3 separate regions of the Homo sapiens genome follow, and all the other regions are linked to region 3. A link is an interaction called in ENCODE POLR2A ChIA-PET data of the cell type or tissue named here. Cell type or tissue: MCF 10A. All regions are shown on one strand. Each heading gives the region's core, and the rest is flanking DNA. Links, peaks and the distances in the headings are about the cores only. Region 1 has its middle 94 kb from the start of SESTD1. Region 2 has its middle 64 kb from the start of SESTD1. Region 3 has its middle 3.9 kb from the start of SESTD1.

What was found. ChIA-PET counts read pairs that join two places held together with the same protein. Peaks named below come from ENCODE experiments on the same cell type or tissue, not always from the same donor. Only the 100,000 strongest peaks of a DNase experiment are listed, where the experiment ranks them.
Region 1: POLR2A ChIA-PET joins it to region 3 with 6 read pairs; 3 of 35 experiments call an interaction of 5 or more read pairs at or near these places.
Region 2: POLR2A ChIA-PET joins it to region 3 with 6 read pairs; 6 of 35 experiments call an interaction of 5 or more read pairs at or near these places.

What each region holds. Positions count from the first base shown.
Region 1 is chr2:179,356,741-179,361,739 of GRCh38, forward strand. No RefSeq gene overlaps it. Among named protein-coding and RNA genes, the nearest start is that of SESTD1, 94 kb to the left of the region's middle. In MCF 10A, for the core only: no CTCF peak of the experiment used is centred there; no DNase peak of the experiment used is centred there.
Region 2 is chr2:179,326,448-179,331,446 of GRCh38, forward strand. No RefSeq gene overlaps it. Among named protein-coding and RNA genes, the nearest start is that of SESTD1, 64 kb to the left of the region's middle. In MCF 10A, for the core only: no CTCF peak of the experiment used is centred there; no DNase peak of the experiment used is centred there.
Region 3 is chr2:179,266,223-179,271,221 of GRCh38, forward strand. No RefSeq gene overlaps it. Among named protein-coding and RNA genes, the nearest start is that of SESTD1, 3.9 kb to the left of the region's middle. RefSeq lists enhancers at 1,844-2,345, 2,346-2,849. In MCF 10A, for the core only: no CTCF peak of the experiment used is centred there; a DNase peak (open chromatin) is centred at 2,289.

The DNA.
Region 1 (4,999 bases), core at 899-3,398, 90 kb after region 3:
AAGGCGGAAGCCTTTTATAAAACCCTCAGATCTTGTGAGAATTCACTATCATGAGAACATGATTCAATTATCTCCACCTGGTCCCCCTTGACATGTGGAATTACAATTCAAGATGAGATTTTGGGTGGGGACACAGAGCCAAACCATATCAGGCATGGTGGTGTCCACCTGTGGTCCCAGCTACTTGGGAGGCTGAGGTGGGAGAACCTCCTGAGCCTGGTGGGTGGAGGTTGCAGTGAGCAGACATCATACGACTGCACACTAGCCTGGGCAACAGAGCGAGACCCTATCTCAGAAAACAAAAACAAAAACACAAAACAAAACAAAAAAAGAGTTTACCTATATTGTTACTTAGCAATTTTAATGTACATGTATTAAATTAGAAAAATATTTATTATACTTTTATATTGAATATTGATGACAATAAGATTATTTTTATATTGAATATTGATGACAATAAGATTATTTTAAAATGTAATAATGTCTTCTGCACATGAATAATTTCAAAATCATATGGAGATCAAATACTACAGGTGTATTCTTCCCTAAAAATACCTTATCTACATCCAAATTTTAAACTTAATATGGCCATTGGATCATTTTTGAACATATTGTCAAGTTGTGAATTTGGTGTGGTGAGGGTTTTTCAAACTTTAATCATTTATCTTCAATATTTTTACCATATCTATATGCCATCTGTACTATTATTTACTATATATATTTATAAAATTGGATTTAATTGCATTTCCAGTATATTAAATAAATGTGTAACTTTAAACATTTTTTCATAATCTATTTAAAATACTCTTTGGTACCATATTTGATATGTGTACTATATTTTGAGAGATACTGGCCTAGTAGAAAGAGTTCCGAACTAGGAAGTAGAGACCAGGATTATGGTATAAACATTACTATTTTCTAGCTCTGATCATTGAGCAAGTTAATTAACCTTTCTGAGTCTGAATCTTACAAAGCTGTGAAGATTAAAGGGCTAATGTCCATAAACATCTTTGCCTGCGCAATACTTTTAATAAATGTTAGTTTTTAATCCCTAGAAGGGAGTTTAGCTGATTAAAGACTCTGTTTACCTAAGTCAAGACAGGGTGAAGTGAGTCCAAATACCTTCTTCTCTGTGTAATTCTTATCCACACAATATGACCTAAAATGCTGATAAAAGATACAGAAGCTATTTCAGAAAGGCCAGGCTATTGATGAAACCAAGCGAGAAGGCAGATCCCCATTGTAAATGCTTTGTATGGAAGTTTACATGATTATTAATCATATTATCTTAGAAACTGTATGTTTCAAGATGCAACAACAGAGTGCCACTAAAATAAGCCAAATCAAAGGAAAGGAGGGCTATTATAGGTGCTTGGAAGTCTTGTGAACTATAAGGACACCCAATGGCATTTAAGTAGGTCTTATGTCAACTAGGACCAGAAGACCAACTTCAGTCTTTCAGAGGCTTCGTGATCTCTTCTCTGTCTCTGTCCTGTTTCTACTCTCCTGTGGCTCATTCTCATCACAATTTCCTCTGCTCTGTCATCTTGCTCATGACCCCAAAATGGCAGTAAGAGGAATCTATACCAACTTATACATTTTCATGGAGTCTAAGGTCTCTGGCTAATCAACAGATAAGCTCCTCTGGGAATGCACTTCAGAAAGAATGAGCTGTTGGCACCCTAGAACATTGAGTGGAGGGAAAGTGCACTTCATTCATTCAGTCATGAGCGTGTCAACCTCTTCCACTGCCCAAACCTCCCTCCCAAAGTATTAGTAACACCTTGCTAGGGGTTGTGGGGCAGACTAAAGACCTATAAGAATATATGGTTTTAAGATTGGGGTGTTTACATGACATGTAATATAAAAGAAAAATGCCCTTTCAGTACAATACACTTTATTCTTTTGAATGCTAATTGTTACCTCAGGGTTTCTTGGCTCTCAAGTTAAATCAACTCTCCTTCCCTGGGCTAAGCCATATTCATACTTTAAAACTTATTATTATTATTTCTGCAGAGAAATTTGCTCTGTTAAGTCAGGCTCCTTTATCTGGAGAAACAACCCCATCAAATCCTTCTAAAGTGGGAACAGAGGAAACAGTTTCAACACTTACTACTTTGTGACACTGACTTTGACAAATGTTGTGATGAAATATCTTATTTCTTAAGCAAGGAATCAATAATTGATTTCCCCCACCCCCAAATGTTGATATCCTGTCATGTAGACGTAGGCCAGGAACACTCAAAACCATTAAAGAAATTAAAAGCTATATTTTCAGTATGATTTTATATACTGGAGTGAATTCCACACAAAATAAGTAATTTTCTTATGCAAAATTTTGCTGGACTTTTAACATAAAGACACAGTTCATAAATTATAGCATGCCTAAAAAAATCAAACTAAAAATTCTTTTCCAGTAGGTCTGAGGGTACACAGGAAACTGCCTCTTTAGTAAACACCCCAGATTATGTTGATGCAAGTGGTCTAAGAACTACATTTTGAGAAAAGTGCTATGTATGGATGAAAACAATCTAAATGACCTCCCTGGGGATAACCTGGTTTTTGCTTTTTGCATAGGAATCATCACATCATACACTTTATATTTGGGCATTCATTCACTAGTTATGCTAGCATAAGTCCCACTTACCTACTTGGAAATAATTACATAAGAACTGATTTTTAGAAACCAGAGTTGCCCAATGTCCAGGGAGAGAGCCTGGCCTCTACCTAGTTGAGCATAACCAGGCCGGCCTAGTGCAGTGGAATCTGGTGTTGGTCTTCTGTTAGTTGACAACATTCTGTTAACATACATTGCTTTAGTGATGTTCTGTGCTTTCGGAGTATTCTGTGAAGTAAGGAGATTTGCTCCATTTCGAAACAGCAGTTTTGCCAAGGGAAACATGTCTTTTGAAATCAGGTGTATTTTCTTGAGTGTTAGAATACACAACTGTGGCAAATGATTGTAGAAATTCTATGATAGTCTTTGGGCTATTTAAAAATGTCATACTATATGATTTTTGAATCATAAAAGCTTATAAGTGATAGCAGTTCAAATTGAACATTGTGTGACTAAGGTACTTAAGATATTCTGAAGCCCACGGGATTTTTTGTGTGTCTTTACAGGGAAAATGTAGGAAAATTGAATGCATGTGATAGCATAAGAGACTTTCAGTTGTTTATCATAAGGACCTCCTGGAATTTCAAAAAATGATTGTTTCAATCTGAAAAAGATTTTAGAAAACAACAAAGGCAAAACTTATTTTCCAAAGTTTAACTTATGTTTTCTCATCGTATGCTGGTGATAAAGCCTCTTTATTCTTTATCCGTACATTTAATGCTGGCCATGTATCCTTAAAAAGCTGTTATCGGCTTTAAATCTTTTATTCTCAGCCATGGCCAAATTTGTTGTTGTGTTTCGTGTGTTTTATATTTTTAATCTTTGGACCATGAAGAAGTTACATTCTGAAAACTTGTTTAGTTTTCCTGACATTTCCTTTGGAGATTTAAATTACCAGCCATTGTACTTTTTCCAATCAAATTTTCAGAAGCCTCCAATGATTCCACATCTGATTCAACTCCTAATTGCTTCATATACTATTAAAGGAGAGCACAATTTATTTTATAAAACTAATTGGGCTTACATACAAGTCAAGCCTATTTTTCTCCAGCTTCCAGTCTGAAACATATTCATATAGTTTCAATTCAGTGCCTCTCCCTTTTGAAGTCTTTCCTGAAAATCCCCTGCCTACTTTAGTATTCTTTGTCCTATTTTCCAGTCTCCAGTACTGCTGTTATCCCATAGTACTATAATCGTTGACATGTCAATCTCCACGTTACATAACAGCTCACAGAAGTCAGGAAACTTGTGAAATCCACAGTGCCAGTGAATTGCCTACTGCTAATAAAATAACAAATAAATACCTCAAGAAATGTTTCTTTATATTTTAGACTGAAACCCACATGTTGCGATCCACATAAAGATTTAACATTGTATTACGGAGAAGAAAGTTTGAATAACGAAAGTTCTCTCCAAATGGAAGAAGTTATGACTTTGCCAAATCCCTTTAATATAGTTGCCTCAGTTACTCTAAGATAGGGTTTCCCAACCTTGGCACTACTGACAATTTAGGCTGGATAATTCTTTGTTATGGGAGGCTGCTTTCTGCATTATAAGACATTTAGCAACTTCCAGTACATACCAGCAGCTCCCCCTGCCCCAAATGTGGTAACCAAACATGTCTCTGGTCATTGCCAAATGCACCTTGGAGGACAAAATTGCTCTTAGTTGAGATATACTACCCCAGAATGATACCTTTTCCAATTTTGGGTCAATCAGTCAGTATCTGAAAGAGATTTCAAACATCATTTTAAAATCTTATCCTGTTAACTCTGTGAAACATTTATTTTTAAGTTTTAATTGCTTGTTAAACTTCTAATCAGCTTACAATGTGAATTTACAATTTCTGTTTAATATTTGTCCCAGTCTGATTTTTTAACCACTCTCTCAACATGTATTTCAATTATACCTATTTTTGCTCTTATCTATTGCTTCTTAACAAACCACCTCAAAATTTAGGGCATAGAACAACAATTTTATTATATACATGATTTTGTGAGTCAGGAATTTGGATAAGGCATAGCAGAGGTGGCTTGAGATACTTAGGACAGCTCAACACTGAGCCATATGTATGGGGCCTTTGTTCTCCCTATGGGTTGAGTTTCTTTTCTTTTCTTTTTTGTTGTTGTTTTTCATGTGGCATCTGCTGATACAGGAATGTCCAATATGGCTCTTTAGCTTATGTGACTGGTGCATGGGTTGAGATGGCTGGAAGTGTGGGGCTGTTGGACATCTATCTTTTTCCATATGGCCAGCTTGTGCTTCCTTACAGCATGGCAGTTTTGGTAGTCAGACTTTTTATACTCTACCCAGACCAAACATTTCAAGAAACTTGAACAAAATCTGCAAGGCTTCTTATGACTTAAAGTCTGCAAGTCCCAG
Region 2 (4,999 bases), core at 1,021-3,520, 60 kb after region 3:
CAAAATAACCTAGAATATGATGATAATTGTTAATCAGAAGACTAAACCAAATAAAGGCGGGTTATGACCTGTTCAAGAACCAAAATTATGAATGCTACTTACAATGTAGTTTTCTAAGAAGTAGACCAAGCAGCTACTATTCTGTTCATTCTTTCCATCAATAGGTAAGGATTTTTTTTGACATCTACTATAAGCAAGGTGTTGTTTTATGTTCTGAAAATTCAAAAACTCTTGCCCTCTATGATCTCATGATCTAATGGGCAAAGTACCTAGTCCATAAGAACAAAGCATTTTCTACCATTTGTAATGAAAGACCTCTCACTGCCCAATTCAAAATTTCAAAGGATTTCTTAAATGTATTAGTAAAAGTGTATTGAATGTTCACAGAAATTGCTTTGGGTGTGGTATGAAATGGCCTAACTTTTGGTTCTCAATGGTTAAGGGTAAGATGCTTTATTGGATTCAGATGTGCAGAGAGCTATCTCTGGGATGAGGAAAGTGCTCAGACATATTGAGGTAAATCTGAGGGAGAGAAACGTGTTTTGTCAGATAGCAAATATATCGATTCCTAGATTATATTTCTGGATCCATCACTGAAGCATTTTCTTATCCTTTCGATTCATTGGTTTTCTCACCTATAAAATAAGATGATTTTAATCTCTGTAAAGTAAGGATTTTAATCTCTAAAATCCTTTCTAGAATATAATACAATATACTTCAAGAGTTAAAAAATGGGAAGAAGTTGGTTTATTCATCATGTACCAGAACTGATATGAACTAAACAACTACAGGCTCTATGGCTGAAATGACCAAGAAACCATGATAAGCAAAAAGAAAGGAAATAACATAGAAAATAAGAACATTTTTTCCTGAGGACTGGGAGCTGGACAGAAACATTAATAACAATTCATAACAACTTGGCTGGAGCATGCTTGAGTTGAGTTTGTAGAGCATGCACCTTAACAAAATAAAACTCTTTTGACTACATATTCCCTTCCTGCCTCAACCTCACTTCTTTGCTTCAGATTCACAGCACATACATTGAAAAGACATGCCTCACTTTGTAGCTCCATAATCTCATTGCCATTGGGTTTTTGACTTTTTCTCCACTAAAATGGCTTTTTAAGTTACCGGTGCTCCCCATGTCGCCAAATTCAGTGATTACTTCTTTGTCCTCCTCTTCTCTCAACAGGACTGACACACTCAATAACCTTCTCTTTTCTCTTTTTGTCCTCTTTAGCCCAACTTTCCTGATTTATGCCTACCTCACTGATAACTCTACAGTTCCTGCCTCTGGTTCCTCCTCCTATGCCTCTTCTCTAAATATTGAGTGTGATAGAATTCAGTCTTCTCTTCCCTAGCTACACTACTCTCTGTCTCTTGATCTCATTTGCTCCATGGCTTTAAAATGTATTTATGTGAAGATGACTTCCAAATATGTATCTCTATGCCTCAAGTTTCAGATTTGTAGTGTTCACTCAATACCTGCTATCTTCCCTTGGATGTCCATAAGCATATTGAACTCAACATATCTAAAGAGAATACTGGAAACGATCCTCCACCACCATCACTAGGAAAGCTGTTTCTCACTCGGGCTTTCCTACCTTAGAAATAAATGAGCTGAGTGTCAGAAAAGTGAAAACAGGTAAACTGGTCACTTAATCTAGTTACATAGCTAGTTAGGGGCAGAGCCAGAGATGTAACTCAGATCACCAGAATCTCAGTTCAAGTTTTAAAATATATTCCACACTACTTTGATATTTTTGAATCAGATATCAGGTATGATTTTTGCTGTCATTGGTTTCCGATGCATCTTTTGTAGTCATTGTGTGACGGATAAGAACGAATTCATTCTAATCTTCCCCTGCCTCCAGTTGCTCACGGGCTGCTGGAGGAACTTGTGTAGTGATATAAACTATATCATTACAATGTGTATCTTCCAGCCTCACCTGGGTTTTCAAGCCCTCCTAAATATTTTTGCTTTTTCTTAGTTGCCTCTGTTTTCCATTTTTGCTCAGCAGATGCCCAAACTTTTATAACCACCCCATTTATATTTATTGAATAAATTTACCTTCAACTTGCCATGGAAACAAAAGTTATCTGGTAAATAGTTCCTCAACTTCCCACCATCCTATCTCTAAACTTTCCTTTACCTGCCTTACACTTCCCTCTTCTGTCATCTCAATTGGAATCTACTATAACGTAAAACTTTTTAAAATTTTATATTGTTTTAGAGACAAAGTCTCACTCAGTTGCCCACACTGGAGGGCAATGGCATGATTATGGCTGACTGCAGCTTCAAACTTCTGGGCTGAAGTGATTCTCCCACCTCAGCCCAGCTGGAACTACGGTGTGTGCCACCATTCCTGGCCAATTTTTAATTTTTTGTAGAGACAGGGTCTTGCTTTGTTGCCCAGGCTGGTCTAGAACTCCTAGCTTCAAGCGATCCACCCAGCTTGACTTCTCAAAGTGTTGGGATTACAGGCTTGAGCCACCATGCCCAGCTAAATTAAATTTTATTAAAAAAAAAAAAAAAGAAAAGTTGAATGAGCAGAGCTGTTCCTCCTTCTTGGAACTATGTTTTCTCTTGAGTTCTCTATCACCATTACCTCCTGGTTTTCTTTGTACCTCTCTCACACTCCTTCACTGAGCTTATCTACTACTTAAACTGTGTTTCACTCTGGAGTTTCATCCTAGGCCTTTTCTAATGTTTAACCCTTTCTCTTTGGGGAAACCCCATTTATTCCATATCTTTGCATAATACCTATAGGTGTGATCCATATATCCAGTGGGGATGTGAAACTACTATATCTTCAGCTTGCATATTTTATCTGACCTTCTTTTTTTTTTTTTCTCTCTGTTTTTTGAGACGGAGTCTCACACTGTCGCCCAGACTGGAGTGCAGTGGCGCGATCTCGGCTCACTGCAACCTCCGCCTCCCGAGTTCATGCCATTCTCCTGCCTCAGCCTCCCAAGTAGCTGGGACTACAGGCACCTGCCACCATGCCTAGCTAATTTTTATTGTATTTTTAGCAGAGACTGGGTTTCACCATGTCAGCCAGGATGGTCTCGATCTCCTGACCTCATGATCTGCCCGCCTCGGCCTCCCAAAGTGCTGGGATTACAGGCGTGAGCCATCGCGTCCAGCCCTGACCTTCATATTTATGTTTCTAACTAGACCTGGTTATTAGAGCGATCTGCTTACCACATGGCGATGGGGTGGCCAAACCAACATTTTCATACCACACTTCACCAAGGTTTGCCTGCAGACATCAGTTTTCATTCACTGCCATCAAACGCATTAGCAGATACGTATGAAGAAGCTACCTCTGTTGGAGAAGTATGTGTGTCAAAAATTATACTTACCACACTTTGTCTTAAGGAGAGTAGAATATAAGATGGTAATGTTTGTGGTGTGATGGGTAACAGCTGGCAGGATAAGCTATATTCTAGGAGGATGGATTATTTAATTCTAGGCTTTTGTTTTGCTGATTGGGGAGTGCAATTTTGGGCCAAAAGCCAGACTCTTAAGAATAATACATGAAGGCTGAGAACCTGCCTTGGTTTCTCTAGCTTTCCCCACACTGTACTTGCTGCCTCCTCTAAAGAAAAAACAAAAACAAACAACAGCAACAACAGAAAACTTCAGTAAAGTTTCAGGATACAAAGTCAATGTGCAAAAATTAGTAGCATCTCTATACACCAATAACATTCAAGCTGAGAGCCAAATCAAGAATGCAATTCCCATTTAAAATAGCCACAAGAAAAATAAAATACTAGGAATACACATAACCAGAAAGTGAATGATCTCTACAAGGAGAACTATAAAACACTGCTAAAAGAAGTTGCAGATGACAAAAACAAGTGGAAACACATTCCAAGTTCATAAACTGGAAGACTCAACCTTGTTAAAATGGCCATACTGCCTGAAGCAATCTACAGATTCAATGCTTTTCCTATCAAACTATCAATGCCATTTTTCACAGAACTAGAATAAATGATTCTAAAATCCACATGGAACCAAAAAAGAACTCAAATAGCCAAAGCAATCCCAACCAAAAGAACAAAACCAGAGACATCACATTACCTGACTTCAAACTATACTATAAGGCTACAGTAACCAAAACAGCATGGTACTGTTACAAAACCTGGTACAAAAACAGACACACAGACTAATGGAACAGAATAGAGGCCTCTAAAATGAAGCTGCACACCTACAACCACCTGATCTTTGACAAAACAAGCAATGAGGAAAGGACTTCCTATTCAATAAATGGTGCTGGGATAACTGTCTAGCCATGCACAGAAGAATGAAACTGGACTCCTACATTTCACCATGACCATAAAAAAAAAAAAAAAACTCAACATGGATTAAAGATTTAAATGTAAGACCTACAACTATAAAACTCCTAGAAGAAAACCTAGTAAATACCATTTCGGACATCAGCCTTGGCAAGTAATTCTTGACTTAATTCTCAACTGCAACAAAAACAAAAATTGACAAATGGGACCTAATTAAACTAGAGAACTTCTGCACAGCAAAAGAAACTACCAACAGACTAAACAGACAACCTACAGAATGGGAGAAAATATTCAGAAACTGTGCATCCAACAAAGGTCTACTATCCAGAATCTATAAACAATTTAAGCAATTTAACAAGCAAAAAACAAACAACCAAATTTTAAAAAATGGGCAAAGGACATGAACAGACATTTCTCAAAAGGAGACATACAATTGGCCAAAAAAAACACATGAAAAAAATGCTCCACATCACTAATCATCAGAAAAATGCAAATCAAAACCACAATGAGATACCATTTCACGCCAGTCAGAATGTCTATTATTAAAAAACAAAAAAAACAGATACTGATGAGGCTGTGGAGAAAAAGGAATGCTTACACACTGTTGTTAGAAAGTAAATTCATTCAACCACTGTGGAAAGCAGTTAGGAGATTTCTGAAAGAACTTAAAACCGAACTACCTTTTGACGCAACAATC
Region 3 (4,999 bases), core at 1,108-3,607:
TTTTTTGCTCCCCAGAACATAGCACAGTGCTCAGCACAAAAAAGGTTCTCTTTAACTGTTTGCTGAAGCGTTGAAATAATTTTCCATCCCAACAAATAGATGTTGAGCATCTACTCAACGAAAAGAAAATACAGGGAAGTCCACAGTCCCAGCCTTTTTTAGCCTTCCGTGGTATTCTGTTTTTCCCTTCTCTACTATGTGGCATTCTCTGCTTATCATTTTAAACTCTCTCCAACTACCATTCACATTCTTTGCTTATCCTAGTAAAACAAGAGCATGCCAAGCAATCCATTATAATAATTCACAAAATATCCCTGCCCTTCCTCTTTACATACTTCTGGTTCCACATTGTATTACCTAGGTGTTAGATAAGAGGTAACTGCTATAATGGAAAAAACATTAAACTATAAATTCAGAGAATGAAATTTGGATGCTACGTTTTCCAATAACTACTGAATGAACTTAGCTCAATCACTTATAGTCATGAGGCTTTACTTCTGGAGTTTCTTTGGCTCTATGATTAGCATTTGTTTTTAATATTTTATTATAAAAGTAAATATATATATGCTAGATCCTTGCAATGTAGCTATCCAGCATATGTTTGAACTCCAAGTGATAGGAAACCATTCATGACCTCACAACAGTTTTCATTTTTAAACAGTCCTGCTAGTTTCTATGTTCAACTAAAATCTGTCTCTGTATACATTTGGTAAGTAGCTACAGTATTGGTAGAAACACCACTGGACTTAGACTCCAAAGAAGTTGGTCAAATCCTGGGCTTATAACTTCCTAATTGTGTGACCTTAGAAAAGCACAAAACTGCTCCAAGTATGAGTTTGCTCCATTCTAAAAGGAGAAAATGATAATAATAGCACCTTAAATCATTATTGTAAATATGAATGCAATGCGTATGAATGTGTCCAGTGAGTCTGAACCTAGTACTAACATTGTTTAATACAGAACAGCATGGTTCCCCCCCATATGCAGCCTTGTAAACATTTGAAGTCAGCAGTCACAATGTGTGCCTTCTCCACCCACTTTTTATTCACATCTCATTCGTCTCCATACGCATTTATCTAAACATTCTCCAGTGTCTCTTAAAATGTGGCACCTAGAACTGAATACAATATTCCAAGTATAAAGGAAGGAGTAGAGGAGTACAATTTTCTGCATCCTAATGAAGATATTTCAAAATTCAGTTTGATATCACATTATTTTTCTACCACCCCATACCGTTCATAAATATCATGTTATTGCCAACTAAAAACAAGCAAAAATTACCCCCAAATCTTTTTTAAGTCTTTAACATATATACAGCTATAAAACCATATCTTCTCCAACCTGTATTTTGCAATTTGTTTTTGGAAACTGTGCAGATCTTTGCATTTATTCCTCTTAAATATCACTTTGGAAGTTATGTACAGAAGCCCCTGCCAACTAGAAATCAATGTGAAGTGAGAGTAACATTTTAAAAACATTAAAGGGTGGAGAAAAAGAATCCAAAGCCACCTCAAGCAACAAGTTTCTAAATTCTTAATTTCTCCTCTACTACTTCTTTTAGATTTATTAATTATTATTATTATTATTATTAATTATTTTAGAGGGAGTCTCACCGTGTCGCCCAGACTGGAGTGCAGCAGCACGATCTTGGCCCACTGCAACATCCACCTCCCAGGTTCAAACCATCCTCCTGCCTCAGCCTCCCTACTAGTTGGGACTACAAGCATGTGCCACCTTGCCCAGCTAATTTTTGTATTTTTAGTAGAGACGGGGTTTCACCATGTTGGCCAGGCTGGTATCGAACTCTTGACCTTGTGATCCACCCACCTCAGCCTCTCAAAGTGCTAGGATTACAGGCATGAACAACCGCACCTGGCCTAATTTATTTATTTTTAAGAGATGAGGTCTTCCTGTATTGACAAGGCTGGTCTCAAACACGAGGCCTCAAGCGATTCTCCCACCTTAGCCTCCCGAGTAGCTGGAACTACGGGAGTGAGCTACCATACCAGCAAGCTTTTTTTTTTTAAGCCACATTTGAATGTCATCTAAAATTAGATAACTTCCCATACTCATCTTGTTTTATTTATATCATAAATTAATAGTGAAAATGCCTTCTATGAGTGTGTTCCATACATTGTTTGCTTGAACCACTGAAGAATTCTCAGTCTGTCTCAAACTGGTATTGTTACTGCCAATTTCCTGAAACTCAGCTCGGTTAGGTAATTTGCTACACAGTCATCCTGCACCAAAGTTGGCTTGGAGAAACTGCCCCTCCTCCAGCCCTTGCTGAAGGGTGGCCCCAGGCAATATACTCTTTTGTGTTGTCTGTGTAATCCCTGAATCACTGTTGATTGCCCCTGGGTGGGCACTGACCTAGACACAGGCAAGTCATACTCATTCAAAAAATGACCTGGGGGGAAAAAAATCAGTCCAAAAAAAAAAAAACCCTGATCCAATCAGGCAATCAATTGAGGAAGCTGAAATCCAGAAGGACTCACAGAGGGTGTTCATGGGCAGGAAGGGCCCTGGCAGATCACCAGTAAGCAGAAGCTAATGTCTACCAAACAATGACTGAGCAGAAAATATCCATTCATATATTCATTCAACAAGTATTGATTAAGCATCTCCTGTGATTTAGGTGCTGGGGATAGAGTTGGGACAAAATACACAAAAATTCTGCCTCATGAATCTTGCATTCTGGTGGGTGGGACAGGCAATAAACACAAAATAAGTAAATTAAATCGTGTATTAGGTGATAAGTGCTGGATAAAAATAATGCAGGGAAGGGGACTAGAGAGTGCTGGGGTTTGGGGTGCAATTTTTACTATCAGAGAAGGCCTTGCTAAGAAGGTGAAGTCACAGATAAGGCTTGAAGGATCCAAGGTAGTGAGGCTGTGAAAAAAAGGTAGGGGAGAAGCTGAGGGAGCCAGATAGTGGCCGGGTCATCACGCAGCAGGCACCAGGATAAGGAGCCACAACATCAAACTATACACAGAGCAGGACATTGACAATCTAGCTGGGAGCTTTTCCCCCGGTCAACTAGACCAGAAACTTTGTAGATGGGACCTCAAAAGTCTGTATTTTCAAACACTCCTGAGATGATTAGGACATTCCACCAGGATGAGAATCCCTGCTCTTAAAAAAAGACTGCAAACTCTCACTGATGCCTTGGGTTCTGAACACCCGTTAAATTCTGTCTTCCAGAATGCACAATTTAATTTGCATTCCTCTCCTCTTAGGGTCTATATTAGTCCATTCTCACACTGCTATATAGATAATACCTGAGACTGGGTAATTTATAAACAAAGGAGGTTTAATTGACTCACAGTTCCACATGGCTGTGGTGGTCTCAGGAAACTTATAATCGCAGGGGAAGGGGAAGCAGCCACGTCTTACATGGTGTCAGGCAAGAGAAGAGTGAGCGTGTGTGAGTGCAGGAAAACCTACCATTTATAAAACCATCAAATCTCATGAGCATTCACTCACTATCACAAGAACAGCATGGGGGAAACCACGCCCATAATCCAATCACTTCACTCCCTCAACATGTGGGGATTACAATTCCAGATGAGATTTGGGTGGGGACACAGAGCCAAACTATATCAGGGTCTTTGATTGTTCAACTTTTCTGTTGTTCATGGAACACTTGATTTCATGGCTGAGATTTCATAGGTATTCTTTATAAACTAAATGAAAAGAAACCAACACCCTAATCCCCAAAGTAACATGGTTGAGTTCTATATCTTGCAACCGCAATCACCTAACATACCAAAGTCACAAAGCCTTGAGATGGTGATGCCAAAACTGTAGCATCCCATAACTCATATCTTTAGGGGCAAAACTGAAATTTGGGGCTATCTCTTTAACACTTCAAAATAAATTTTTGAAAATTGTTGACATATTATATAAAGGTATATAACATTTATTTTAATAATGTACATTTAATTAATCTGAGTGTCCAATTTATCAGTTTTGACTGGTTTGACATTTTAATTCCCAGCTCAAAATTTCTCTCTTTCACTGAGGCCGTTAAAAAGATCTTATGTTTCCTAAAAAAAAAAAAAAACTTTCATGATTCTGAAATTATACAAATGATATTTTTAAGTATTTTTGTTTAGTTTTAGTCTCCTGTTAGTTCATTATCTAGGCCAGTGTATTCTGAATCCTTTAGGTCAGCCGTCCCCAACCTTATTGGCTCCAGGGACCAGATTCATGGAAGACAATTTTTTTCCATGGGATGAGGGGATGGGGGATGGTTGTGAGATGAAACTGTTCCACCTCATATCATCAGGCACTAGATTCCCGTTGGAGTGTGCAACCTAGATCGCTCGCATGTGCAGTTCACAATAGGGTTCGTGCTCCTCTGAGAATCTGATGCCACCACTGATCTGACCAGAGGCAGAGCTCAGGGGGTAATGCTTGCTGGCCAGCCACTCACCTCCTGCTGTGCACCCGGTTCCTAACAAGCCACGGACCAGTACCTGTCCACAGCCCAGGGGTTGGGAACCCTTGCTTTAGGCAATAGAACCTTTTCTAAGACCAAGAGAGTTTGCATTCACTTGGGTCAGGTGGCTTTCTTCCCCCCGATCACACTTTCAAGAAATGTTTTTGGTAAACTGTCCAAAGGGAAAAATAAAGAGCAGTGTTTGATCTTTTTTGTAAAATCAGCAAAACTTTTTTTTAACAAAACTGATTTTCTTTTCTAGTTGTAAAATTAGGATCTTAAAACTGGAAGACACCCATCTATTTCATCCTCTTCTCCCTGAGACTCAGAGAAGTTAAGCAAGATACCCAGCCCTAGAGTTAGTTAACAAAATATCAAACACTATAATTCAGGCCTCTTGACTACTTGTTGATATAAGCCTTGGAAAATATTAGAATATTTGCAGTATTATCTGTATGTGTGTGGTACATAGATGTGGTGCATAATTTAGGCAAAATACAAGTTTATGTCTTAAGCATTAAATGTGCTTTAAAAGTATTGTGAATTATAGAAAAT